Regions from separate parts of the Homo sapiens genome. Here all the other regions are linked to region 1. The links are chromatin loops, found by intact Hi-C in ENCODE. Cell type or tissue: endothelial cell of umbilical vein. All regions are shown on one strand.

What was found. Peaks named below come from ENCODE experiments on the same cell type or tissue, not always from the same donor. Only the 100,000 strongest peaks of a DNase experiment are listed, where the experiment ranks them.
Region 2: a loop joins it to region 1, with 6 times the contacts of the local background. A loop is called at or near these places in 3 of 110 quality-filtered maps.
Region 3: a loop joins it to region 1, with 3 times the contacts of the local background. A loop is called at or near these places in 3 of 110 quality-filtered maps.
Region 4: a loop joins it to region 1, with 7 times the contacts of the local background. A loop is called at or near these places in 6 of 110 quality-filtered maps.
Region 5: it touches region 1 in a loop (6-fold over the local background); 4 of 110 quality-filtered maps call a loop at or near these places.
Region 6: a loop joins it to region 1, with 11 times the contacts of the local background. A loop is called at or near these places in 89 of 110 quality-filtered maps.
Region 7: it touches region 1 in a loop (9-fold over the local background); 89 of 110 quality-filtered maps call a loop at or near these places.

The regions. Positions count from the first base shown.
Region 1 is chr7:120,939,647-120,943,646 of GRCh38, forward strand. No RefSeq gene overlaps it. Among named protein-coding and RNA genes, the nearest start is that of ING3, 9.1 kb to the right of the region's middle. In endothelial cell of umbilical vein, a CTCF peak has its summit at 1,653 (motif pointing left); DNase peaks (open chromatin) are centred at 1,765 and 2,425; H3K27ac peaks cover 2,896 bases.
Region 2 is chr7:120,582,135-120,586,134 of GRCh38, forward strand. All of the region lies in intron 1 of KCND2 (potassium voltage-gated channel subfamily D member 2), which reads left to right. Among named protein-coding and RNA genes, the nearest start is that of TSPAN12, 270 kb to the right of the region's middle. In endothelial cell of umbilical vein, no CTCF peak of the experiment used is centred here; a DNase peak (open chromatin) is centred at 1,947; H3K27ac peaks cover 1,569 bases.
Region 3 is chr7:120,400,465-120,404,464 of GRCh38, forward strand. All of the region lies in intron 1 of KCND2 (potassium voltage-gated channel subfamily D member 2), which reads left to right. Among named protein-coding and RNA genes, the nearest start is that of KCND2, 130 kb to the left of the region's middle. In endothelial cell of umbilical vein, no CTCF peak of the experiment used is centred here; a DNase peak (open chromatin) is centred at 2,047; H3K27ac peaks cover 1,510 bases.
Region 4 is chr7:121,079,733-121,083,732 of GRCh38, forward strand. The region is part of intron 5 of CPED1 (cadherin like and PC-esterase domain containing 1); the gene reads left to right. It also overlaps the pseudogene RNA5SP241. Among named protein-coding and RNA genes, the nearest start is that of CPED1, 93 kb to the left of the region's middle. In endothelial cell of umbilical vein, a CTCF peak has its summit at 1,791 (motif pointing left); a DNase peak (open chromatin) is centred at 1,789; H3K27ac peaks cover 413 bases.
Region 5 is chr7:120,724,098-120,728,097 of GRCh38, forward strand. The region is part of intron 1 of KCND2 (potassium voltage-gated channel subfamily D member 2); the gene reads left to right. Among named protein-coding and RNA genes, the nearest start is that of TSPAN12, 130 kb to the right of the region's middle. In endothelial cell of umbilical vein, a CTCF peak has its summit at 1,537 (motif pointing left); a DNase peak (open chromatin) is centred at 1,424.
Region 6 is chr7:120,803,852-120,807,851 of GRCh38, forward strand. TSPAN12 (tetraspanin 12) reads right to left here. Exons shown (of 8, transcript NM_012338.4): 7 at 2,698-2,841. Among named protein-coding and RNA genes, the nearest start is that of TSPAN12, 52 kb to the right of the region's middle. RefSeq lists a silencer at 2,203-2,252. In endothelial cell of umbilical vein, a CTCF peak has its summit at 2,230 (motif pointing right); a DNase peak (open chromatin) is centred at 2,250.
Region 7 is chr7:120,790,194-120,794,193 of GRCh38, forward strand. The region is part of intron 7 of TSPAN12 (tetraspanin 12); the gene reads right to left. Among named protein-coding and RNA genes, the nearest start is that of TSPAN12, 66 kb to the right of the region's middle. RefSeq lists an enhancer at 1,882-2,176. In endothelial cell of umbilical vein, CTCF peaks have their summits at 1,990 (motif pointing right) and 2,189; a DNase peak (open chromatin) is centred at 2,018.

The sequences.
Region 1 (4,000 bases):
CACCAATTACTTATTTTTTTTTCTTGGAGACAATGGAGTAGATGGCATGATTGAGAATTACAAGGTAGCTGAGGATGTAACAAAAGAAAAACAGAGAAATTACAAACTACAAAAACAGAGGGAAAATGAGTAATAATTAATGGTCCCAATATAAAACAAAGTAAAAAGTGGCATGATTTTGAGCATGTGATGGAGTGTCATAAAACGGTGTTGAAAACATTTTTCTTCAATTGCCCCACAGTTGTAATATTAAACCCCCAGAAGAAATGGTTCTTTGCCTTAGTATTAAAAAAATTATATAGTCATAGTGATATAAATGTTACTTATTTCTAACCTTTTAGAGTTATCCTATAGACATCCCAATAAAGACTCCAGGGTAATCTTGTTACAGAGCAGAACATATTAGCAAACATGACAATGTAAAAGGATAGTTAAAGGAGGTAGAAAATTGAATGGGAGGAGATAAAGATAGGACAAAAGTTAGGCGCTCTAATAACTTTATCTTCTGAGGAGGAGTCAAGAGAGCCTGTCTCAAAATCATGGAGTTAGTGTTGTGTTAGAGTTAGTAGTAGGATTATACATACATAATTAACATTAAAATTGTAACCAATAAAATAACAAATCATAGAAGAAGCAATGTATCTCATCTACAATTAACAAATTAAGAACGTTATAAACATATAATTTTGACTTCTGAAGGCAACTGTCAGAAGAATGTAAAACAGAAATAGTAATTACCTCCAGGGAACGGAAGGGAGATGAGGACGAATAGGGCAGGAGTCTGCTGCATTTTACCACAAGCTCTTTTACACTATTACTTTGTTACTACATTCATGTACTACTCTGAAAAAATATCTATCATCTGTCAATTCTTAATTTTATAATAAAATTGGGGGGACAATTAAATGACCACTTAGAATATAAGTATTTCAGATTACTGGTCTTTTACCATGATATTTGTTACTATAAATATAATATTTTTATAAACCAAGAGTAAGGGTAATAGTACTGAATTTTTTAAAATGGCCTATCAAACTACCTTTGACTTTTTGTTTTTTCTGATGAGTTTATAAGTTGGAAAAAAGACTAAGTATGCACTTTAAAAGTTCTTTAAGCACACAGAGTACTAATATAAGGAGAATAAATGCCTCTGACTTTCACAAAATCAACTACAAAAGAACATATGATTATAGTAAAGAGTATTGGGCTCAGCAGTACAAAAATAAAGATAATAAAATACTAGAACAGGCTACTAATAAAACTATGATCAACTATACATTAGTATTAGGTGATATATTTTACTTTCTCAATATTTATATACAATTGGTTTTTTTTCTTTCAAAAAAAACAGTAAAACATCGGAGATATCAGTACTCAGGATATACCTTAAGAAGGTAAAAAAGTCATGGTTCCTGTATCTGTGGAACTTGTATTTTAAAATCTTTAATACATCTTTGCATAAAATGTGTTTTTTCCTAAAACATACAAAATTATTTTGTTTTATTGTTTTGCATCTACTATTATTTTTGTTTTAGAAATTGGAGAAGTAGAAAAAGGGAAAAAAAATCTATGGAGGACAAATGATAATATAACACAAAAATTTGTTTATCACTGCCCTCTACTGTACAATTTTCTCAAACCAACATTGATTAAGGAAATGACAATGTGACTGATAGGCACGGAACACTAACCCAAGAATGTTGAGTATTCTTCAGCTATAATATCAATCTGCAGCAGAGTTTCTTAATCTCATTATTATTGACATTCTGGGTCCTGATAATTATTTGTTGCAGGTGGCTGTACTGTGTATTGTAAGACATTTTGGCAGCATCTCTGGCCTCTACTTACAAGATGCCAGTAGTACTTCCCCAAGTTATGACAACTAAAATGTCTCCAGACATTGCCAAATATCCACTGAAGGGCAAAATCACTCCTGGTTGAGAACCACTGATCTATAGGTTAGCAGTTCTATCTGTAATTCGGTTTCATTACAAATCAAAGCCCTAGGCATCAAACAATGTTATCTGTTCCCATGGATCCACTTATAAGCTATACCTGGATGGCACACAGAATTACTTGTTTACTCCATCAATTTAGTTCTGAAAACACACCCTCACATGTTGAACTAGATGACTAAGCTACTCAAATGATACCAAAACACTGATGGTGCTATCCTCTTAGTAACATCTTCTCCTGCCATCATCACACAATCATCCCAGGGTGATTATGTGCAACAAACAGGACTTCACCTGGCATCCAAAACAGACTCCTGTCTCTACAATTACTTAATTCCAAAACCTGAATTACGCTATTTCTGCTACCTCAGATGACCTTAACCTAGCATTCTGAATGTTGCCCCATGTTCCAGGATTTGTCTTGGCAACTAATTCTTTCCTCCACATGTTTTTAACCTCATTTCCTATTTGTGTATCTGCTTCCCCCAGATCCCTGACCTTTATGCGTCTGACCCAAGGCCGGTAATAGGACTCAGAATCCTAAATGCTTCATTTGCTTAATGACTTGGCTTCCTATTTTGACACTTGGACACCATCTGGACCCTGACAGCAATATTAACCCAGCATGAAAGTCTTTTGAGAATAAAATAGTTTTAAGAATAGTTGCAAAATATTGGACCAATTTTTTTAGAACTTAAAAAAATTTCAAGACACAAAACACCACATAGGTTGTCAATCCCATTGCTTTCATTTCGTGTTTGTGTGCGTACAATATATTTCTGATTATAAAACAATTTTAAAGTTTGAAAAATATAGAAGTAGATAAAATACAATCACCTAAAATTCCACCATCATTCAGAAATAACTATTGTTAACTTCTAAAATGTAGATGAAGCCTAAATTATAAATATGTCTCATGTATCTATCTATCCACATATACCTTTTTTTTTCAAAAGTACTATCATATGTCACACAGTGTTGTGACATAATGTATGTTTCACTTCATAATGTATCCAGGAATGATATCCAAAATAATTAGCAAATCATATAGCAGAGGCTGGCCTTATTGATGCAAAGTTCTGGGGTGCCATGTTTTAACTCCATGGGAGCTACATAATGAGAGGCCCAGAAAGTCTCATAGGAAGGGTCAGCGCAGACAGGGTGATATGAGACACTGCAGTGGCTCAGAGCAGCTGCTATTTAGAAGCATCTCAACATTTTAACAACTGGTTAGGGTTGTACCAGTGTAAATATTCTGATTAGCATCCCTGTGCATACCGCATATTAACATATAGTTAGTAATCAAAAACATGGTATTTAATGACTACAAAGTCTGACCTGTAGATATTTTATGTATTGCATCTTTATATTGGTCTCTATCACTTTTTCCCTTTGCTAAATCAATATGGTCATTATCCATTAAAAAAACTCTACCATATCTCAATAAAATTTATGTAAATTCCTCTTGATGAATCATCTAGTCCCTTCCTCAAAATTTCACCATATCATAGCATCTATTACATTATGTTTAAATCATTTCCTGAACCATCTATTTGTCCTAAAATGTTATATGTTCTGCAAGAACAGGGACTGTGTCTTGGTCATGTTTTGTATTATTGGTATTTGTTGTTCAGTAAGCATTTACTGAAATAGACTGTAGTAATATTATTTCTCAAATTCCCTAGATGTCTTATTTATTAGGCTATGTTAATATTTACAACTTCAAAGAGTTTTTTAAAAAATAAAGAGCTTCATGAATTACCATATTACTTTCATTTTCCCTCTGCCTATCCTTTTAGGTTAGCCTAATTAAAAATCACTGTGAAGGGGGTTGACCTACTTCTGTATTTGAGAATTCTTCAAAGAATTCTATTTAGAATATTCTTCTCAGCATTCCAGTCCAGCTACTTGGATGACAATTGGAATCCCATTTTCTTCACAGAGCTTAATGGTTAACAATCATGACAACTTTATGTTGCCCTCTCTATTCTGAACTTGGAATCTTATGAACTAGTGCTTAATACTCATGCATTCGTTCATTCAAT
Region 2 (4,000 bases), 360 kb before region 1:
TTCTCATTAGATTTTTTCAGAACCTTGGCCTGTGGTCACTCTGAGCCCCAGTTCCACAGCAGTGTTAATCACTTCCTCCTCGCTGTCCCTAAAAGATCCCAAGACCTCTCCATTGTGATTTTTTTTAAAAATCAAGTAACCCTTCTCCTACTAGCACCTCTTCCATTTTCCTCCTTTCTAGCAAATCTAAACGTTCCCAATTAAGTTTTTCTCTCCTTTTTTTTGACCATTATATATACTCTCCTCATTCTTAATATTCTATAGTCAAACTGTGCTCTCCTTCTGTACTGATAACTGTTTTAAGGACACAATGATCATTTGTTGATTAAATTAGTGGTTGTTTTCCTTCAACCTCCTGCTGTGTTTTCTACTATTGGCCGCTTTCTGCTCACACCACACCTTAGATTGGTGTAGAATTTGTCTGCTGCAAGGCCTTAGGTCTCTTTGAAGTACTCTGACTACCCCTCCTCTGCCTCTTTCTCCATCCTCCCATTCCATAAAGTGGGCTTTTCCCTCAAGATATAGACCCAAGCAAATCTTTAAACAATTATAAAAAAATATATTCTAAGATATATAATTAAATAATTCTCCGCTGATACCATCTCTTCATCTCTTGGTCAGTTTTTGTTTTATCCTTGGGCCCAATTATGGCCCAGCAGGTATTTTATTATTTATATCATTCATATATTTTTCTTCCTTTCCAGTCTCATTTTTAGCTACTACACACCTATAGAACTCTCAGAAGGACTTTCTGTAGTTTCTTTAGCTTATGACATTAGTTTCTCATCCTATCTGGTTTGCATTGCTCTGTGTGTGTGTATGTGTGTGTGTGTGTGTGTGTGTGTATGTTTTATGTGCACATATCTTGTTTCCTCAGCTTCCCTATCAGCTCCTGAAGGACAGAAAGTATATTGTACACTTACAGTGTAACCAGTAGTTCTGGCAGAGTCTCTTACTCATAGTTAAGATGGTATAGATACTTGTAATCACGAGGTTAGTGGATAAGTACTCAGTCACTGTCAGGAGCATGGATAAGGAATACAGCGTAGCTCTTTATCCATTGTTTCAGATCTCCACTCAGACCAACACATCCTACAGAGCAGGACCCACCGACACATTCATCGCCAGTTTTGCTAATTCTTCTTGATGACTATTTTCATTTCTATCCCAAATTTCTATTCAAATATTGATTTTTTCCTAATGAATTTTATAATGTGGATATAATGTTAGTCAGTTTTTGAAATTGAACAACAAATTGTTGATTTGGAGCATGTATATGTGTGTGTGTTTTATATTAGTTTGTTAGAGCTGACATGAGAAAGTACCATATACTGGGTACTATGAAAATCTATTTCCTCACAGTTCTGGAGAAAATGCAGAGAAATTGAGATCAAGGTGTCAGCAGAGTTGGTGCCTGTGAGGTCTCTCTCTGGCTTATAGATGGCGGTCTTCTCCCAGTGTCTTCCCATGGCCTTCCTTCTGTGCCTCTCTGTGTCTAAATGTTCTCTTCTTATAAAGACACCAATAATATTAAATTATGGTCACCTTAATGACTTCATTTTCACTTAATTAGCTCCTTCAAGGTCCTTTGATATCTCCAAATAATCACCTTCTGAGATACAGGGGTTAGGAATTCAGCATAGGAATTGTGGGGGGGGGGACAAAATTCAGCACATAAAATTTAAGTAGCAAAGTAATTGTGTGAAAAAAAGCAATATAGAAAGAGAAGAGAGACATTAAACTTTGAGGAAGAAAAAAAAGAATCACAAAAATGTAATCAGTCATCCACCCTAATGTCTGAAGAATTCAGCAGGGAAGGTGTCAACCACAGGACATCAGGGAGGTCACGGGACTCAACACTGCCATTTCAGTGAAGAAAAGGAAGTAGCTAATGTATCCAGTGAAATTCCAAAGGGTGTTAATCATATCAGTTTTTATTCCCTTGAGAAATTCTCTTGAAACTGAGGTAAACATCTGGAATGCACAATTGACAGAGACATATGGAGCTCATGCTGTAATAATATAAATATGCTTTCTATCCTCTTTGGGGGCATAAGTTACATTTTGAATTATGTCATCACACATATGCTGCCCTTGTGTATCAGCAGTTTAGCATTACATGCAGATCTAAAACTGTCCCTAGGCCTGGGTCATTTATTGATTGTGTTCGGTCATGGTTTTTACTGATCATTTCTAGTCTCACATTCAGGTGGCTCTTTCAGCGCATTTTAAAGTTTCCTTGCTGCTATCCCTGCTGTTATTTCTTAGGTGACTCATGTTGTAATTTTCCAAACTGACTGTCTTCACAGTGAGAGGAAAAGCATTCACGCAGCTAAAATGGATTTTATGTTCAATGTCATTCTAAACTATCAGTGAAAAAAAGTTGAACAGGTTAGCATTTGAAACAGGTACATGGGGAGCATTATAAAGGGGCTCATTTAGGAATTAGCTACCTGCAGAACATCTTCATGTCAGAAAGATTCCTCGAACTCACAGAAGCATAATGGGACTCACAGCAATACTAATCCTTAGTGGCAATCCTAAATACATGGACCCACTTTCTGCCATATCACTATATGTGACATTCTGCAGACTGTGCACACTCACGTGCTCACGCACACACACGCATGCGCGTGCACACACACACACTTTGGGTGAAAGATGCAATATTAGTTAAAGCAAAAAAAATCATAAAATATGCAATTGTATTGGGTTTGTAAAAGAAGAATACCTTATTAATTATCATGATTGACATTGAAATGACCAAAAAAATTCAACAGTAGAAAAAGAAGAAAAATAGGGAAACATGATTTTTTCAGTATATTTGCCTTAATTAGAAGAGTGACTTTTTCCAAGTGGATGATCATTCTCTCTTTGGGGTGGTGGCATATAAGAAGATTGAGTTTAGACAGGGCTTTTTCTAACTCTGAAGGCATCTCGTAGTTCCTGACACACACTTAGGTGTGCCTCTCTTCTTGAGAGTTACCAAGTATAATAAAGGCATTACTAACACTTGCTTTTTGTGCCTAAGGGGAGTGTAGAGACTTTTTTTTTTTTAAAGAAAATCTCCTGGGAAATATTATATCACAAAACTCACCTCTGTGAACAAATGTCTTTGGTTGGATGATTCTCAAGGAAATGTGGACGGAAGAACAGAGGCAGAGAAACAGAAGGGGATGGGGGGTGGAGTGTGGGACAGGAGATAGTGAAGGTAAAGAAAGTCATCATGGTTGACAAAGGAGTTTGATATGGTCTGATTTGAAATTCTTTAAGCAGATGAGAAAAGGGAGGTGCACAAACTTACATACTTCCTAGGCATGTCTTGGGCAGACAGAATGAATAGAGGAAAGAATGCAGAGAAACATATGGTGCTTGGACATAGTAGAGAAAGCATGGGTCTGAATTCAGGTAGATAAAAAGAGCATCAGTTTGCACCATACATTAAGTAGGTCAGAGATCACACATTAGGTATCAAGGGGAGAAAAGAGAGTAGGAAATAAGTAGAGGGCAGGTGTCATCCATATAAATAGGTAAAGAATGAATTCCAGGAAGCAGGGAAGGGAATCAAGAATCTGGGCCAGGGCACTAAAGAGAAACAGGATCACTGACACATCTCAGTGCTCAGCTGTTTGAACCAGGGACCTGTACCAAAAGTAATATTTGAACGCAATGATAATGAATCTTAATCCTGTAAATGATCATCTCTAGGAAATTAGATGATCTTTCCTGGTGTCTGTGAGCCACCATTGTCTATTCATTTAGTCCACATTAATGAGAAAATTCTCCAGGTTTCACCATGGAAAATTGGCAGCTTTTGAAGATTGATCCTTCAGCAGTCATATGGCTCAGTCCAGCTCAGTCAGTAAATCCTGAGCTCATTCTCATAATCCTTTCTCAAGAAAAAATGCTACGGACTACTTGACTTGATTTCTATAGATTGTTTTTTCTATATAGGAACTATGTGGTCAGATTTTTATAAATTTTAGGTATCATACAATAT
Region 3 (4,000 bases), 540 kb before region 1:
GTCTGTCTTTCCCACTGGAAGGTAATACACTTTTTTCAAACTGTCTTTATACTCCCATAGCCTGTTAAATGACTGGCTCCTAGAAAGCAACAAATTGTTTGTGAAATCAATTAATAAAGTAAATAATTATTTAATCAATTAAAGTAAATAATTATTTAATCAATTAAACTACCACTGTGTTTACCAACAATCCTCAAACTTTAATGTGCATAGAAGTTATGTGCAGAACTTCATTTTAAAATGCAGATATCTAACTCCTGCACACATAGATTCTAATTCAGTAGGCTATGCAGTCTGTGACTGTGCATCTAACAAGGACACCAGTGTTTCTCATTTGGAGCAAAGATCACTCTTTAAAAATATTGATATAAATAACACTAATGAGATCAAGAAAACTTCTTGATTCAGATAACCTTTAGCAAATCTTTGGGCAATTAAGTGTTAATTGATTGTGAATAAAGAGGGTCAAATTAAATGAGCACTGCATGTACTATTAAAAAAAAAAAAGAAGAAGAAGACCTAAAGTGACCATGGGGCACTCTGGTAACTTCTCTGATTCTGTGCCTCTTAGATTTGTGAGGTCAGCATGAGTAGAAGGTAAAAGACAAATTTGGTAATATGGACAGATTACAGGACAGCCTATGGATCCAGTGTTCCAATTGGACTGCATTTGGTGTCACTATCCCATGGTTCAAACTGAGAGAAAAGCAGGGAGCAAAAAATCTAGGACAGATAGCACGGTAGCATCTCAAGATACAGACCATGCAGCTGTACTGACATCAAAAAACGGCCTGAGTGTGACATCTAATCTCAAGACAAACCTGTCTTTTTTCAGTTCCTATTTTAAGCTGCCTTTTTCATGTTAGTAAATGGGAACTAGGGAAGTATGTGCTGTTCCCAGAGTTAGATATGCTTTTGAGGTACTGCCCATTGTGGAAAGTTACATCTAAAACATTTATACTTTCTAATTCACCATAAAACCTTTTAAAAATACTGTACAAATTTATGGACTCTGAGCCAGTTCTACTAAATCAGTATTTCTAGGGAGCACACAGTGGGAATCCATATATATGAGCTATTTAGGTGATTTTGATGATTGACCAGGTATGGGAGCTGTGGCTTTCAAAAGCTTTGATAGATATTTCATTATTAGAAATATTACTGTGTTTATAAGGCGTCAGTCCTCTTCCCCCCATCTTTAGCCACACATTTCTGCCTCTGACACAACTCTTCTCCTCATCTGTTGTCTTAGTAGCCTTCTGTCCAAAATTATCTTGTTGTAGATTTGCTTTGTTATTCTATCCCTTTCCTATAGTAGCACTTTCCTGTATTCAGTTTTCCATCAATTTTGAGTCTAAGACTTATTTTTCTATCCTTTCTTTCTCTCTGAATAACTTATATCCTAAAGCACATTGAAATTGCATGTCATACTGTTATACATACCCCACCACTCTTTTTAAGTATATCCTCATTGGTAGTACATCAGCTGGGCTTAATTTCTAAAAACAAAATTAGGGCCCGATGGCTCAATATTTCTGAATAAGTAACCAAAATTGTTATTGTTATAAGAATGTAAGAAAAGGGTGACAAAATGGTGAATTGCTTTAACAAACGGAAAATGAGTTCAGAATGAAGCAGAATGCCTAAGACATTTTACATCTTGACTTGTTTTAACAAGATTCTAATGCTTTGTATTTCATTTATAGAATAGTTATAGCTTCCCATTGGCTCTGTGCTCCCATTTACTCAGCTACTGTAAATAATAGCCATCAGCAAAGCTTTTGAAATCTTCAGATGAAAGGAACTTAAATTAAGGAAGCTTCCCATGTGCATCCCTTCCCCCACAAAAAAGGATGCTAAGAAAACAAAGAACGGGGAGTACAACGGAATGATTGTAGTAACTGAATGCATTCCAGCTTTTGAAAACGATAAACATTTATTTTCTGACCTAAGTGTTGTTGTTTTTAATTTTTTTAACTTTTTTTTCTCAGTTGAAGCAGGCGATAGTGGATATTATCTTAAGATATGAAAGATATTGAAGGAGGCAGTATCAAGTCAGTTACACTATGTGGATTAATGTTGCAGTAGTTTCTTTCTTTGGTTATTGCCAAGCTAGTTGCTATTTTCAGAGTATTAGTCACATGCTTCTGTACCTGAGAGTGAAATTTTTCATTTCCCTCTAAAGATGATTCATTTTGTTTCTTACAGGAAGAACTTTGATAATAAATTCCAGTGTACTTTTAAAAATGTTCCCAGGGACTTAAAATGAACCTGCAAATATTTAATTTTATATTATCTTTTTGACATAGTTTGCTTACATAATCTACATATTTTGAATAGATGATTAGACCAAGGGAGCTTGCAGTAGATAAGGTTAAAATCTTAATGAAGATTAAACATCTTCTTTTAAAATCTCCTTATATTATTACTGTTGAGTGACAGAATAGATATTCAATCCTTTAAGCCAAGAATGTATAATGGGACTGGTATGTAATAAGTAAACTTGGGAAGCATAACTGGAAATACAGAAGATACTGAACTTACATAACAATGTGTCTGAACTTTAAACGTTTTTGCTTTCCACAGTCTGGCTTTCTCTCCTGCATTGTCCATATGTAAAGATGACTTAGCCAAAGCTCCCAAGCTCCCAAGAGTTGACAAATTCTCCCTTCCAGGGATTAACCCAAACCAAATTATAATATCTTAATCCCAATTCCAAGTTCCTAAAAGAGAGAATTTGTGACTGAGAGAAGAGGATACTCTTCTCCCTCTGCCAGCTAAGAAGATGTCTGAAGAGATGGCAGCTACAGATTGGCCCAGAAATTTAGTCAAATCACCCTATTATTCATGTTTTTTTTTTTTTTCTTTTATAGACAGAGTCTCCCTCGGTCACCCAGGCTGGGGTAAAGTGGTGCGATCATGGCTTACTGCAACCTCTGCCTCCCGTGTTCAAGCAATTCTCCTGCCTCAGCCTCCTGGTAGCTGGAATTACAGGCGATGGCTACCAGGCCCGGCTAATTTTTTTTTTTTTTTTTTTGGTCTTTTTAAAAGAGGCAGGGTCTCATCATGTGGTCAGGCTGGTCTCAAACTTCTGACCTCAAATGATCCACCTGCCTAGGCCTCCCAAAGTACTGGGATTACTGGCATGAGCCACCATGCCAGGTGATTTTTTTTTTTAACGTAAGACTTATAATTGAAAACAATTTCACATTCAAATTTTTAATTTAATTAAAACAACATGAAATACAAGTAAATAATTTTGGGGAAGAAAATACATTTATATAACAACACATATGTCTAATTTTATTGATCAGAGTGACATTTTAAAATGTTTTTTCCAGATATAAACAATGACTGTTTTTTGTTTAGTGAAATAGAAATTTAATTCTTCTTCTGCCTATAAAAAAAATTAAAATAACAAGATTTTTTTAAAAGAATCTCAAGGTATTTTTGCACATTGAGACTAATGTGAAGAAAATCATTTTCAGAATTTTTATTGTGAAATACAAACATGATTTTTTTTTCTGTAAAGCATATTCATTAAAACTATGCTTGGAAATTAACATTTCAGCAGAAACCACACATAAAATTTCAGTTTATTAAGACAAAAAAACTAGAGAGTTTGGGCTTTCTTGTTTTACTAATAATGACATTCTGTTTTATTTTCTGACAAGTTTACTGACAGGGCTTTAGAGGTAACTTAACAGTATCTGTACTTACCTGTCAGCCAGGAATGAGTCACTCCTGAATTTACTAAAAATGACATCATCAACATGGTTTAATAATGAACCTTGGGGAAGATTTTATGATACTGTGTGACACGAGACCCTCTCATTAGTGCCATAGGTTTCATTAGTACATGTCATTTTTTCCAACCTTTGCAGCATTACTGGTTGAATACAGCATATTCTGAACATCTCTACATTTGTGACATCTCTTAATGTCACATTTCTTTATTTTTACAAAAGCTGTTTATAGCTTGTTGGATTATCTAAACATG
Region 4 (4,000 bases), 140 kb after region 1:
TTGGTAGAGTAAATTTCGAAGACCCCAGTGTCAAACTGATTTGGGAAATTTTATGTTTCTGGTGTTTGACTTCTATACTTATGTTGTCCTGTACAGACACTTACCTATTTCACTTAGAGAGTTTGTCATCTTGTGCCAAATGCCACTAGAAATTAGAGGCAACATTGGGTAACACGCTGATAATTTGTAGGATTCTGACAATTAATTCTGATTTTCAATAGACCAAAACTGAAGAAGTGAAAAGAAAGATATTCAGTTTTTTGATCTAAATCCCTCCAGCAGGCCCGTTTACTCACGTAGATGGTAAACATAGATGTGTAGCAGTGTGTCTGTATAATACCAAAACAGCTGGCTAACACATGAACTTCAAGCAATTGATATTGGATTTCTTTGCATTACATAATAAACACTGAGTAGTATACCATATTTTTACTTTGCAGATTTGGTTATCCTGTTCACCTAGCCTGAGTCTATTAATCAATAGTTTATTCTTAGTTGTGTGTAGACATATTCCATGTCTCACTATATAGCCTGTGAGAATAAAGTATACTATAAAATAAAGTATATTACAATTGTTTGGATCTTCCTCAACTAATACATCGCCCAGTGATTGTGATATGATATTTGCCCCAATAAATTCTTCCTGAACCATTATGTTTGCAACAGAAATATTAGGAGTTAATCTGAAACCTGGATCAGATTTCTAAAACACATTGCTTGCTTCAAAATAATGAGAATTTTTTTGCAGAAGTGGTCAAACTTTTTATTTTGAAGCCATCAGGGGCTCTGCCTGGGGATTATGAAGACTGAGTTAAGGGTACAGAGTACAATCAAGTTCCAGGAGTTCGCTGCTGAGGTGGAGAAAATTCACCCTAAAATTTACATACCTGCTTTGTGAATAAAACCAATAAGTGAAAGAGAACTATACTGTACTGTAATTTGTATTATTTACTTATGCATTTTAAAAACCTTCATTTTACACACACACACACACACATACATATACCCAGAGAGAAAGAGATTGAGAGGGAGGGAGAGAGTTTGGTGTTGGGGGATATACTGTTTTGAACTTCAAGATGATCACTCTTCCAGTCTCCTTCTGGTGGTAGAGACAGATATTGAGCAACAAGAAACTTACAAGTGTTATAAAAGAAAAATAGTAAGTTTGCAGTGCTCAAGGCTGTTTTCATTTATTTTCACAGAAGTCCAGGGCTATGCACTGATTTCTGATTTGCAACATATCATCAATATTAGAAAATAAAAGCCCACCAAAGTGATGCATTAGCTGAAATGCACAGAACTCCATAAATTGTATGGTATATAACATGTTACTCATGGAAAGGTGATGCTCGTTATGACTAGTCTCTTGAATTTACTTTTCATTTTAACCATAATTAATATTAGTAGGATAAATGCATTGTCACAGGCGTCTAGCCTCTTCCAATCTGACACATCCTGTTGAAAAATATATTGATAAAGACTCAAAATGAGAGTTGCAGCAAACTATAAACGAAGTGCAATACATTCGTTTTCCTTAATAGAATCTTAGAGTCTTTCATTTGCATTTGAAGTTGTGGTTAGAAAGGAACATGTCTGGCAGAAGTATAATTAACTGAATAAATAGGGTAGCTTTGGAAGATGTTTTACTCTTTGATGGGTTGGGTGTGCTCCTTTCTGGGAGAGAAGCATGAACTCTATTATATAGAAAACCCCATTCAAATCCTGTGATTCATTGCATCAATAACTTTTAAGACCATTTTCTTTCCACTTCTCCTAGCACCATCTAATGGTGAAATATGGAACTTTCTCTTTTCTTCTGCGTCACTTTCATTAACATCATAGGGTTAGAGCAGCTGTGCAATCCCAGTGTTGATACTCATTTCACAAGCAAATGTGTTGCATTTGAGAAGGCCAACTTTTGCCCAAAAGGAGGTACTCTGATTTAGAAAAATAGGCAAGTAAGTGCAACTTAGAGATTGAGTACAGTCAACAAGCATAATTAGTACTCGCTTTTGGCTTGTTGTGTAGATAATTATGGTGGGCTTTATGATTTATGCTGCAGGATTATTTTATAGATGTTACCCTAAAATAATAACAGGAGAGAACATTAATTTGTTGAACTTATCGTATGTCAAACACTGTGTCAGGCACTTTATACACTTCCTTCTTTCAACCCTCTATAGCAGTTAATTCATCCACATTAGCTGAGAGGGCCTTTTCATGGCGCATTTTGCCCCACCTATTTCTGAGCATCTATGAGAATGTATGTATGTATGTTTTGATATGAATTTTAACCCTAAAGGAAGGAATTTACAGTGATGGCAGAAATCAGGAATCCTATGGCCCAGGCTTGCAGCAACCTAATTCCAGTTCCACCTAGCTGCTAAATATAGTCATGCAACTTTGGGAAAAGTCCTTAGCCCATTTGAGCTGCTTTTCTAGACTTGTAAAATGGAAATAATTAAACTGACCATTCTTTCCTTATAGAGTTATGAAAATGCTTTATAAAAGAATATTATGAGTCTATGAAAATAATATATAAGAGATTATGTCTATATTACTCTGGATATCCATGGATTGATTTGCAGAAAGCAATTGAATGAGGTTTTCTGTTTTCTACCTCAACATAAAGCTGTCACAATAATATATAATGTGCTTTTTTGAGGCATTCTGATTTAGAAAGAAATAGGCAAGTAAGTACAATTAAGAGGTTGAGTATAATCAAAAAACATAATACTTGTTTTTGGTTTGTTTTCTAGATAATTATGGTGGGCTTTATGATTTTATGCTGCAGGATTATTTTATAGATAGATTACCCTAAAATAAAGCAGGAGATGACATTAAATTTTTAACTTATATGTCAGACACTATGTCAGGCACTTTATACACTTCTGTCTTTAAACCATCTATAGGATAACCATCTGTAAGATAGATATATTCATGCCTTTTTTAGATGAGTAAATGAAGCCTTCAAGAACCTCTGGGCTACACAGCTGTAAAGCAGCATATCCATATCTAAAGTATTATGCTATAACTTTGTGATAAACTTGAACCACTATACTGTATTTTAAGTCTGTCTTATAAATAAGAAAATAAGAAAGGAGCTATTTAAAGAAAATTGTTTCAGCTAGGCCTAATGAGAAACTGAATTTACCTATTCTATTATTATTTATTATTCTTTCATCAACTAAAATGATCCTTTAAATTTCTTATTTATAATAATATTTATGCATAAGCAGAAGTTAAGTGAATGTGCTGAAGGCAGAAGACTGTCTGTCTTTCTCTTGCTTTGTCTTAGTGTTTGTATAGGGCATTCAACAGCAGATGGGAATGAACAGCCCTGGGAGAGTCAGAAGCTCCAGTCCTCAGCTCTCACTGGCACTCTCCTCCTTGAGGGTCCTCCTTACCCTTTTCTGTTACCTCTTTTCTGATGTGCCTACTCCAGACTCAGCTCTGCAAACCATCTACAGCCTTTCTAGGCAGCATAGAAAATTTACCAATGCAAACCTTACAGTCCAGTCTTATGCCTGGGATTCATGATGAGTCAGATGTGGGTGTAGCCACCACCAGCATTAGCTCTGGGCCTCCAGAATAATAGTGACCCCCTCCCACATGGGGCACTTGGAAGGGCCAAGAATTAGTTGTCCTAGCTTTTTGAAGCTGTCCTTCTGGTCTTCTTGGGAGGGTTTATGATAGTCTTTAGAATTCACTGATTGTGCTGCCAAGCTGGTTTGTATAGCACCAATCTGGGAATGTTAATTAATGAATGCAAGTAGAGCCAAATTATATTTTATGGGAAATATGTGATTTCTGTGGAATTAATGGTTGTTGAAAATAGTTTTCAGAATGAGTAATTGCTTTGACCTGATTGCACAGGTGCTGGAGGATAGCAGGGAGGTACAGATGGAGCCAGGCTGCGTATGTGTAAATCCTGTCCTGACCACTTGATATCCCAGTGTCCTTGGGCAAGTTGTACCTTCTTTGTGCTTCGCTTTTCTTC
Region 5 (4,000 bases), 220 kb before region 1:
CCTGAAGGATTTATTTAAGCAATAAATATTTATTGGTTCCAATTATTTGCTCAGCACTGGACAAGGTCTGTGCTAGACCTGGGTTTATAACAATGACATGATCTTTGACCTCACTGAACTCATGATCTGGTAAGAGAAGATAGGCCTGTAAAAATCTAATTCTACTCTCTCAGTTGCAAGTAGCATTGAAGGCATAGCAAAGGGAGAGTGGATACTTTTATTGGATAGAGATAAAATTGTCAGGAAGTTTTTAAATAAGAATTGACATTTGAGCTTCATCAATGGAAATTGGAAATTACCCAAAGGATTTATGCAGTAGGAGTGCCAAGAGGAATATTCTGGAAAGAACAGTATTACAAGACATACAGAAATGGAAAGACGTAGTACATTCCAGTAATAGAAAGTTATTTGTTCCAGTGAGACTATGGGGTGTATGTGGGTGAACAGTGGAGGATGAGGTGGCCAAGTCATGAAGAGCTGTGGTTATCATGCTAAAGAGCTTGGCTCTTTCCTGCAGGTGATGGAGAGACACTGAAGGCTTTTATGCAGGAGAATGACATGACCAGACTCACAGATATGTGAGAGTGAAAGGATAGCTCCAGGCAACAAAGACTAGGAACTCAAAGCACAGGAAAATATTTCCGGTGGCTCCACAGCTGGGAAAGCCAGTCCCTAGTGGGTTTTTTTGTTTGTTTTTAATGTGTACCTCTCAGTAATCAGTTGTACATCTATTTTCATAACTTCTTTAAAAATCATAATTTTATAAAATGAGGGAATAAAGTGTTAAAAACATGGCTCTGAAAGGCATATTTTGAACATAAAATATTCTGTAAAGGAGACTATATAGTCTTTTACTGATGACATTCATTTAGGTAAAAAACACTTCATTAGAATGTTAGGTCAAAATCATATGTTCCATTTATAACCTTTAAAGCCTTGCCATAATCATATAATAGGCTAAAAGCAAGAGGAAAAAAATAGGAAACAGGAAAGAATTTGGTTTTTTTAAAAAAGCACAAGCTAAAGAACGCAGTCAGTAAGCCCTGCTGAAATCCCACATTGAGGGTTTACTGTATAAATGTTGAGAATGTTGAGTAGATGTGCTAAAATCATCTTAGTTCTTTCCTTGATTTTTTCTTTTCTATACACAAATCTTAATCCTTTAATTTCATGTAATTTTCACACTAAGGGTCCTAATTAAGGGTTTCTTATTTAAAATTGTGCCTTAGCGATACCTAGCATTAGAGAAAATTACTTATCTTTGTAAAAGAAACACAAAATGCTGTCGGAATTATTTTTGCATCTTTTTGGAAACACCTTGAAAATAGATAATTTATGAAATTTGTGGGGTAGGGGTCAACTATTTCCAGAGGAATAAGATGCCCAAAATACAGCCTAAATATTACATGTGTGCAGGCAAAAGATAAGGAATCGGTACAGGCAATTTACTGGAAATACTTTTCTCGCTCTCAGCTTGTGAAAACCAGCAAAGACCTGGTTTGTTTCCAAACTTTCATTTAGGTTTTTATGCCCCCTAGCGGGTATTTGGTATTTCTGCAATTGTAAAATAATGCTGATATTTTTCAGCAATTCCTTCGTGCATTGTGAGTTCAGACTCTTTATGTTGACAATATTTAACATCGATACTCCCTTAAGTATCTTAAGTATTCAAATGAGAAGTTTTAAACATTATTTGGGCTATAACACTTTGGATAATTTAATAACACCTGTGAAAACACTTTTCATGAAAATGCATATGAAAACATATAGTATCATGGAGTTCCCTGACTCCCTTGAATTTATCCACGCACTCCTTGAAAGTTCATAGACTCCGAGGTAAAAATCTCTAATTAGGGTGTGGAATCCTCTAGCTTCCGCTTTCATTTAGTGGGCGCTAATTAAGATTATTAATGCTGTGAATAGTGGAAACAGTTTTTTTAAAATACACTGTTAAAAGTTAACAGTAGCTCATAATTTGGCTGAAACAAGAAATAACGCAGAATACTTTAAACAACTACATACATTAGCTGATCCAAAAAAAAATGTTCTTGGGCTTTGATCGTATAGTAATTGATCCTCCAGGCAAGAGAGGTGGAGACAAAATCAAGGCAACTTTTTAGGCAAATATCGATTTTAAAATGTCAAAGAGAAATCTGCCTATTGTGAAGTAATACCAGGGCCCCTCTGGCAAACAAGTTCAATACCACAAGCAGGTGTTATGTAACAACACTCAAAAAAAAGGTCATTTGCTATTTGCAAACATTACAGCTACTGTAAAAATCATCCATCAAACTGTGATCCTTCTAGAATACCAAGCTGATGGCAGAAAATCCATGAATAACATAGATACTCAGACCCTAAGGGGTAGAATTACTAGTTACAAAGTGATCCAGCTTCCAGGTCAGAAGAAATTGTTTCTTAGACCTCTCAGACTAACACTCTGGTCAAAGAGAAAAATTCAGTGGATAGGTCAATAATTTAAACGCACATAGACGTACACACATAATCAACTAACGGCTTTCACCGGGGCATTATACACATTACTTACTTTCATCTAACTTTTTAAAGGATACCTGCTTTTCAAATACTTACACTCCAAATACTGATTCATGTCCCATGTGAGTTTCTTTTAATTATTGTAGTAGTTGAAATGCAGCATTTTTTTGAACCAGCAACTGCCCTATACAATGTACAGAATGCTCCTGAACTTCTGTGCACCTGCACAGGATCTGTTCATTCATTCTATTCCTTATACCTAGTAATTCACAATTTTTCCTTGTAAAAAATGAAAAAGATAATGTGAGAGATTGAGTTACAGTAAGCATCAAGGTTTATTTTAAAATCAGAATTTTCTTCCTGTTGTACAAGGATCTCTTCTATCTTCATGATTATTTATCAATTACATGACTTTTGTTTTATCTTTTAGTGTGTGTGGGACATACTTTCAGAGATGGAAAGTCACGCATTAGCTAGGGAGATTTGCCTCATATAACATTTGTACTCTATCAAATGAACATACATTTATACCCATCAAATAAAAAGAGAAAAAATAGAAACTATATGAATAGGACTAGGAAGCTAACAGTATTGTTTGAAGATGGTGTAAGAAAATTCAAGGAAATATTTCTCCATTTGAGATATAAAGACAGCCACATCATGCAACTTCTGAACTAGTCATGCAACTTCTGAAGAAATACTAAACAGGGAAATATTTAGTAAGGTGTCAATAACATTTGGTTTACAATGAATTATGTTTTAAAATTATGCATATTTTCAACCTATCAATATTACTTGATAAATAGGAAGATGGATAGATGGATGAATGGATGCATTGTCTGCCTGAATTAATCAGATTTCATGAGATTTAGTATTAAGTAGAGTGCATGCCAGAATTCAAGAACTTTGCATGAAAATTTTTGATAATATTTGAGACAAATCTTTAATAGCCAAAACTTAAATCTCTTCTGAGGAATTGGTCTTCCACCCAAAATAATCTTCAATATTTGGCAAAATATAAAATTTTAGCCAGTATTTTTGGGAAGTACGCAAATTTAGAATTAACATTTTTATGCAAAAGGCACTTCCATGTTGTACCTTTTTAACCGATATGAGGAAGAAAGGGAGCCATAAACATGAGGTCTGGCAGATGTCCAGGGTGAAAAAGGAGCAGAAGGAAACTGGTGGCTCTACTGACATAGTAAATATAGGAGAAAGAAGGAAAACTTAGAAGCAGGGGAGAGTAGAAAGAGTATGGGGGGCCGGGCACGGTGGCTCACGCTTGTAATCCCAGCACTTTGGGAGGCTGAGGACGGTGGATCACAAAGTCAGGAGATCAAGACCATCCTGGCCAACATGGTGAAACCCCTTCTCTACTAAAAATACAAAAATTAGCTGGGTGTGGTGGCATGTGCCTGTAATCCCAGCTACTCAGAAGGCTGAGGCACGAGAATCGCTTGAACCCAGGAGGCAGAGGTTGCAGTGAGCCGAGATGGCACCACTG
Region 6 (4,000 bases), 140 kb before region 1:
GTAGTATTATTAGTGAAAACAATCTAAGAAAAGCAGTGAGGATGAATTGCAGTTTTACAACAATAAAATTATATTAAATGTTTAATGTGGAACAGTCTTCAGCTAAATAAAGCAAAACTGAAGAGAATTAGTCCATATTCAGACTTTATGGGAAGATCCGGTAAGTTGATCTCATGATCAATAGTAGTTATAATCATATCATCAGTATTAATCACTAAAGCAGATACAAATTATACCATAATGTTGTGGCCCAATAATTGTCCATATTGACTCGCTACCAGTAAAAACTAACAAATGGACAATTCACACTAGGAAATTTGGTAGGTTTCAATTTACACATCTATACTTCTAACTATACTGTAGCCATCTGTTCTTTTAATGTCTAATAGTAAGTTATAGTATATTTGAATATCCATAATATGTTTATATGTAATACTACCTCAGAAATATTAGTACTGTTTTCCGTTTTATGGAATAAGCAGGAGTTTGCCGCATTTATTAGTTGATGATTCCTACTACAGACACTAGCCAATATTCAGCTTTCACCCAAAACAAAAGAACTAGGTTCAGTGCCATAATCACTGAAGAACCTACAGACACTAACCTACAACAACTTTCTGTTCAATAAACTATATTTTGTATATTCCTTTTCATTCAAAGCCAAATGTTTCTAAACAAAGTATGTATAAAACAATAACATCCAAACATAATGCTTCTCAGCAGTGTGAGCATGACAAAAAGTATTCTGATCATCTTTTAAAATAAAAAGCCTGAATTATTCAACTGTTTGAATAATTCTTGTGATTGGTTGGATTATGTCCTCCCAAAATTCGTATGTTAAAGAGCTTAGTACCTCAGAATGTGATCTTATTGGAACATAGGATTGTTGCAGATGTAACTAAGATGAGGTCCGACTGGAGGACAGTGGGCCCCTTGTCCAATATGACTGTTGTTCTTATAAAATGGGAAAATTTGGAGACACACAGACAAGGAAAACACCATGTGAAGATGAAACAGATCAGGGTGATTTTTCTAAAAGACGAGGAACCAGGAAAATTGTCAGCACACCACCAGAAGCTAGGGGAGAAGCATGAAATAGATTTCTCCTCATGGCCCTCAGAAGGAATCAACCCTGCTGACACCTTAATCTTGGAGTTAGCCTCCAGAACACTGTGACAATAAATTTACGTTGTCAGAGCCACTCAGTTTGTGGGACTTTGTTATGGCAGCTCTAGGAAATTATAACAATTTTTAAACTCCTAAAAAATACTTGGCACTCTCCTTTGGGGCATGCCTTCAGAGCCCAAAGCACTTTATTTTGGATATCCTTAAATGGTGACATATTCTTGTCTTCTGAGATATGAGTAACAGCCCAGAGTTACTCATATCTATGAATATAATGGATCACTTGTATAGGTAGTACAGCATTCTTTTAATTAATTACAACATCCAAATTAATTAATTTACAATATAAATTGACTGCCCATCTCAACAACTGCCTTTGGCAGAGAGTCTAAAAGATGTTTTGAATGGTAGTATTCTTAGGAATAAAAAGCATAACCTCCTAAGATAACCACCTTGAAATATATCAAAATGCAGGTGTTATAAATCCTGTTGCTTTGTTTTAAATTTTCATTCTTTATAGCCCTACTATATATACATGAGTTATATTATGAATAGTGTGAGCAGTGCCTTGTGATACCAGGTACTTGACAAGAGGTGTATGTGGGGAATGATCCCAACCCCTTAGCCTAAGCAGTTTCCTTTCTATCTGATTCACATTTTACATTTCCATTCTAGATAAAGACTGCCTAACAAAACTTTATGTGATGATAGAAATGTCTTACATCTGCATTGTCCAGGACAGGGGCCACTAGTCACAAGTGGCAGTTGAGCACTTGAGATGTAGCTAGTGCAACAGAGGAACAGATATTTTAATTTTAATTAATTTTAATTCAAATGGCCACACGTAGCTATTTGGCTGCTGTAGAGGACAGTGCAGTCTTAGATTTTAATCTGAAAATAGAATTTTACTGCTAACAAAGTCTGAAAATAATCAGTAAAAATGAATGAATAGGAAAACTTCTGCTAAAATGGAGTAATTGATTATTCTGATCAATTCTCCCAGAAAACACAAGTATGTAAATTTCCTGGCCACATGAGGATTGACTTTACCGCCACTGAGCATAAAACTTAATCAGTGAACTAAAACTGACATCACTAATCATTAGCCAGCAGGGGGAGCTGGAGAGTAGCATGGTAGCATTTTCTTTGGAGAGGTTCTTTTTTTTCCCCTTCTATGTGTTGGTGGTCTATGTGGAGGCTCTTAAAATACGTATTCTGTCCAGGAACTCCAAACCCTCTGCTTCTTGCACATCCAGTGTTAGCTACATACTCTGCCTGTGTCTGTTTCAAAGGATCCCCAAGCAGTAGGAACTTGATTCAAAACAAAACAGTTCAAAATCCAATTAATTACAAAACCTGGTCTTTCCCACTTCCCTTTATTAAAATGTGATTAATGTTTAGATTTTTATATTGTTTTTTAGCTTTCTTCTGCTTCTCCCCATATTAGAGAAAAATTTTAAGGCCTTTTACATTTAGACAGAGAAGGAAAATTTCATTGGCATATTGTTGATTCTTTAAAGTTATTCCTAAGAAAACATTTATCCATAATAAATTAACCATATATGGCCTCACCTCTTGATAAAGGTCACTGAGATCTTCCTGGTGGGCCTGTTTGGAACATCCTGGGAATTCTCTAACACAGCAGGAATCTGGGGGCCAGTCCATCTCTGTCATTTCCAACCAGTCAGTGAAATATACTACTCCACAGCACTTAAACTGCAAAAAAAATCACTAGTCAGCCTCAGAAACCACAAAAATATTTTCTTAACTTATAGGAGATTAAACATCAGTTTTTTAAAATTTTTGTACCCAGAGCTATATCTGTCATCACCTAATGATATATGTACAGTCTATGTTGATGATAGAAATGTAGTAAAGGAACACCATGGCTAACGATTGCATAATGGAAGTATTCTGAGTAATAATGCCCATAACACATAAAAACAAATCAGGCATGACTGAGACTCACTCCCTAACTGTAAGCTCATCTACAAGTGACTATACATAGCAACAGATTGAACATACACACTAACAAACCCAAGTAGGTGACACTTTAATCATTAAACCTCTAACCACCAAAGGCCAGTTAATCAAATTTTTCTATTGCCCAACATATTCAAATATTATATTAAAAGTTTCTGTAATCTTTGTAAAAACATGTGTTGACCAAAGCCCACATCACAAAAAGTTAGCAGACATCGATTCCTTAGCTAGTAAAATATCCAAAAACTTTAAGAAATAAACATAGGTCTGGCCAACTGGTGTTTATTCAACTGAGTAAGATTCTTGAAATAAATGTTCATATTCTATTACCATAATCTCAGAAGAAATGGTGTGTGTGCCTTTAGCTTGAATAAAATTGGATTTAAGAAAAACTATACTGACATTTTTACTTTTTTATCTTATTTCTCCAAAGATTAGCAAAAACTGTCTCTGATCAAGGTTTGGAAACACTGCTTAAGGACCTCTATAGATTAGATTCAGAACAATTAACTATGATGAATAATTTTCTGTCCTTGAGTGGAGAAGGAGGTTGCTCTTTCCCCTCTAGCCAGAAACAAGGACTATGGGCAGTCACTGAGAACTTTGCCAAGAGTGACTGGCTATGCAAATTATGCAGTCCAACAGATCAATCTATGTCCAGGTTTGACATTGCATCATAAAATATCACAATCCCCCACCATTTCAAAATTTAACTAAAATTAACTTTGAAGAATTCCGAACTTCTCATGCAAAAGGAAACAATGAAAATACCACAAAGTATTTTGCGTTGTTACACTGGCCTAAATGTCTGATTTTTAAACAGAAAAAAAAATCATCTTAAGAGTATTATAAATGACGAATTACTGAAAGCTATGGGTAATACTGAAATTTT
Region 7 (4,000 bases), 150 kb before region 1:
TGATTTCCTTGGCCTAAGACAACTAACCTTGGGTATTACCCCAGAGGAACGATGCCACTTCAACGGTATAGTATAATGGTTAAGATCATGAACTGCTATGTCATTTGGGGCAAGTTACTTAATCTCTCTGTGCTTCAGTTTTCTTGTCTAAAAACATAGATGATAATAGTGCTTACCTGTCTGAGATGTTGGGAGGATTAAATGCACAGACACATTTTAACACTTAGAATAGTGCCTCATACATGTTAAGAACCCAGTAGGTACAATCTCTTGTCTGATGTGTCAGTTCACAGATTAGAAAGTAGAAAGATCAAATTAAAAATAGATGGAAAATCTATGATTAGCAGATATTAATGGAAAAGTACGAGGCACAACACTTCATGAAAGAGTATGAAAACACCAGAAGCACAGCATTATGTCACCAGTGAGTACTTCTGCACAGAGCAAGGTGGCTGCTACTGTTTTACAGGACAATGAGATAACTGTCCAAAATGATTACTTGCTCCTGAGACATTAGATCATTAGCTTCCTGATGAAGCAGAGAAATATTTTACATAGTTCGGGAAGAGTCACCTCAAAATTTGTTAAGTTAAAAAGGTTTGGCTTCAGACATCTGGAAAATTAATTTGCATGGCAACTTCATTTAACATCATTACCAAATAATGTGGCACTATTTTCTCACATCTATCTTTGAAGAAATTGATATAAAACAGCCTTGGATCATGTTTAGCTGATTCCTTACCTATGTGCTCGGTACTTAGTACAAAAATGGACTTTTAGTGAATAATTAGCATGAATATATTAATATTTTAGTAATAATAATTATAATAGATTTCAGAATTAGAGGCAAACTGGCTGGGTGTGGGGGCTCATGCCTGTAATCCCAGCACGTTGGGAGGCCAAGGCGGGCAGATCACTTGAGGTTTAGAGTTTGAGACCAGTCTGGCCATCATGGTGAAACACTGTCTCTACTAAAAATACAAAAATTAGCTGGGCATGGTGGTGCATGCCTGAAATCCCAGCTACTCGGGAGGCTGAGACATGAGAATTGCTTGAACCCGGGAGGCAGAGGTTGCAGTGAGCTGAGATCGCCCCACTGGACTCCAGCCTGGGCAACAGAGGGAGACCTTGTCTCAAAAAAAAAAAAGATTTAGAGGTAAACCATTCAAGGATACAAAATTTCAGTTAGGAGGAATAAGTTCAAGAGGTTTACAATACAACGTGGTGACTATAGTTAATAACAATGTATTAGTTATTCAAAAAAGTAAGCCATTCAATAAATATATATGCCGATGATTCAACTCTGTGAAATGCTGTCAGTCAATTACTTGATTTTTACCCTTTCAATAGTCTCTGGGGCTTAAATTGTATCTATATTGGCTTAAGATCTCCTACCTCTTTAGACTAATTCATTTTAAGCTAAGAAACTGTGCCAGAAAAGTAATGTTTCCTTTTCAAATCTGTGAATAAAACAAGGCAGAGGTTGATAATTAAGTACAGTTTATCATGTTTCATATCTTGGCACTGTTTAAAGTCTATTTCAGTTTATCTTAAACAATCACATTTATTTTTAAAATGGTACAGTAAATTCTATCACCTAGGATGGCTGGGGAATGAGACCTATTAATACTGAACACTCTAGAATGGGAGGGGTCCTTGGAAGTCATGAATTCAACTTATTATCTTTTAAAAACATGGCAAAAAAGCACTTGTAGAGTGACATAGCAAAACTGGCATGGGAAGGACCTCCAAAGAATCTCTACTCATATAATCAATGAAAACACTGGTAAAAAACCTGTTAACCTCAATTTTTCTAGAATTCTGGAAATTAACCAAAGTCTTGCGGCAATCTGAGGAGCGTTTATTCACGAAAAGCTGCTGAATCTCTTAGGAACAGCAAGTGCTATGGAATTATCATTTGCCCTATTCCCATCCCTGCTCCCCTCAGCTGACTAGAAAGCCAAGAGCCTGCAATCCTGGTGAGAACTGGCAGCCTAGCCGCCACCAGAGGGCGCAGAATGGGGTTGCAGCTCCTTCAAGGCGCCTCTCCCGGAGGATTGCTACTGTATGGCTGGTCTGGCCTGGAAGACCCCACTCAGGAGGATGTCTTTATTTGACCTGAACTTGAAGCTCGACTAGGGAACAGCCTCCGGTCCCTCCCTCCCCAGGAGGTTACCAACGACAGTTAGAGGTAACTATTGATCTCTGAGGCTGCCTGAGGCAGTTGGTAACAGTTGTGCACATGGGGGCTTGACAAGCTCTGACATATTCGTGGAGATCTCGAAAGTTACACACATGAATAGGGCTGTGCTTAGGTTCAGGGGCTGTGCATAGTCCCAGGAAAGACCTGCAAAATCCTGAGATCTCTCCTCTGGCTGACCTTGAAGCTCTGTGCACCCTTGGTAAAGGCCGGGAGACTCACTGGTTCTAGGCATCTAAGGAAATCTCTGTTCATTCATTAACTGACCACTAAGCTAACTGAGTAGAAACTTCAATGACCACATGTGACAAAGAATACAGCCTTTACAGAATTAGTTTAGAAAATGCCATCGAACCGACAAATAAACACAGCAAACGCTGGAGAGGTGGAAAAGTCTGATTTTCAGAGCTGTCACATTATATTATTTAAAATGTCCTGTTCTCTTAAAGAAAAACAGTTATAAGACATGCAAAGAAACAAAGTATGACTCACAGGGGAATAAAAAAACAATGAATGAAATTGCAGTTCTAATGAGAGGGACTCCTCGCCTCACTAGACAGCCCTGTCCACACCGGAACAACACTAATTTTTAACAAGCACTCCCTTGTTGGAACCTGCCTTCTTTGTAAGGATGCACTGGTTCTAACTCTGCTCTCAACCCTTCCCTTTTCCATAAGGTAGACAGTCATAGCTGAAGAATCAATTATCCCTTTCTCTTTAATTATTCTCCTCTCTAGGCTAAATAGTCCTAGTTTTCAAGTTTTCCAAATATGTACACTTAATCATTCTGCTGATCCTTTTCTAGACTGTGTTGATTCTGTCAATGTTTCTTTGAAAATGACATTGATTTGTAACTTTAAAAAACTATAAAATGCAATGACATATTAAGACAATCAAGGTTATTGAAAATGACTTTGGATTCCAATGACAAAACAGCTTTTTCGGTTGCCCAGAAATGTAGACATGCAATTGTATTGACACATCACATAGTTGGGACTTGGTGTCCTTCCAGATCACTGGTCCCTTAAGATTATCTTCACACTCAGGTAGGCAAGTATGCTTTGTTCCAAGCAAAGGTCCTACCTAGTTAGACTCCTCCATTTATATAGCAAAATATCAGGTGATCATTTCCTCATTTTGTTTAAAAAGCATACAGGTAACTCCTCAAACAAGGCAGAACTTCAGTCCTCAAATTTGTCATCAGAATTCATTAAACTATATATTTTATGCTTCTCTATCAAGAGTATCTCCAAAAGAGGTGTCAACTACAAGTTGTCTAAAAGAAATGAAATCAGTTGACATCTCAGTACTGTATGTCCATCCGTCAAACCAGGTCACCAAAATATGCCAACTTGCAATATATTAACTTATGCCCTTGCATATTATTTTCCACCAAGGTGTATTTAATGACATGTATTGGAAAACACCATAAGAAACTGCTCTATAAAATTTGTGAAAAATGATATTGAAGATATTTTTTCTCGATAAAGTAGTAGATATAAAATCCCACTTGATAAAATATTTAGAATTTTGCTCCCTTTGAGGTTAGAATGTTTGCTCTCCTAACATTAGAATTATGGTGATGATTGTACCTCCTTTTCACCTGAGCTGTCAGAAAGCTGAGAGGCAAACAGGACACTCAACCACAGTAACTGTCTGTCTTCATGTTAAGCACCTCTGCTTACTCTTTCCTTTAACTTTGACTTTCCAATTCTGTTTATATTTTATTATTAATTTACTGTATTTTTGTTGTATGCTGCCCTATATCCTTTAATAAATTCAATTTTAAAAGATACAGAG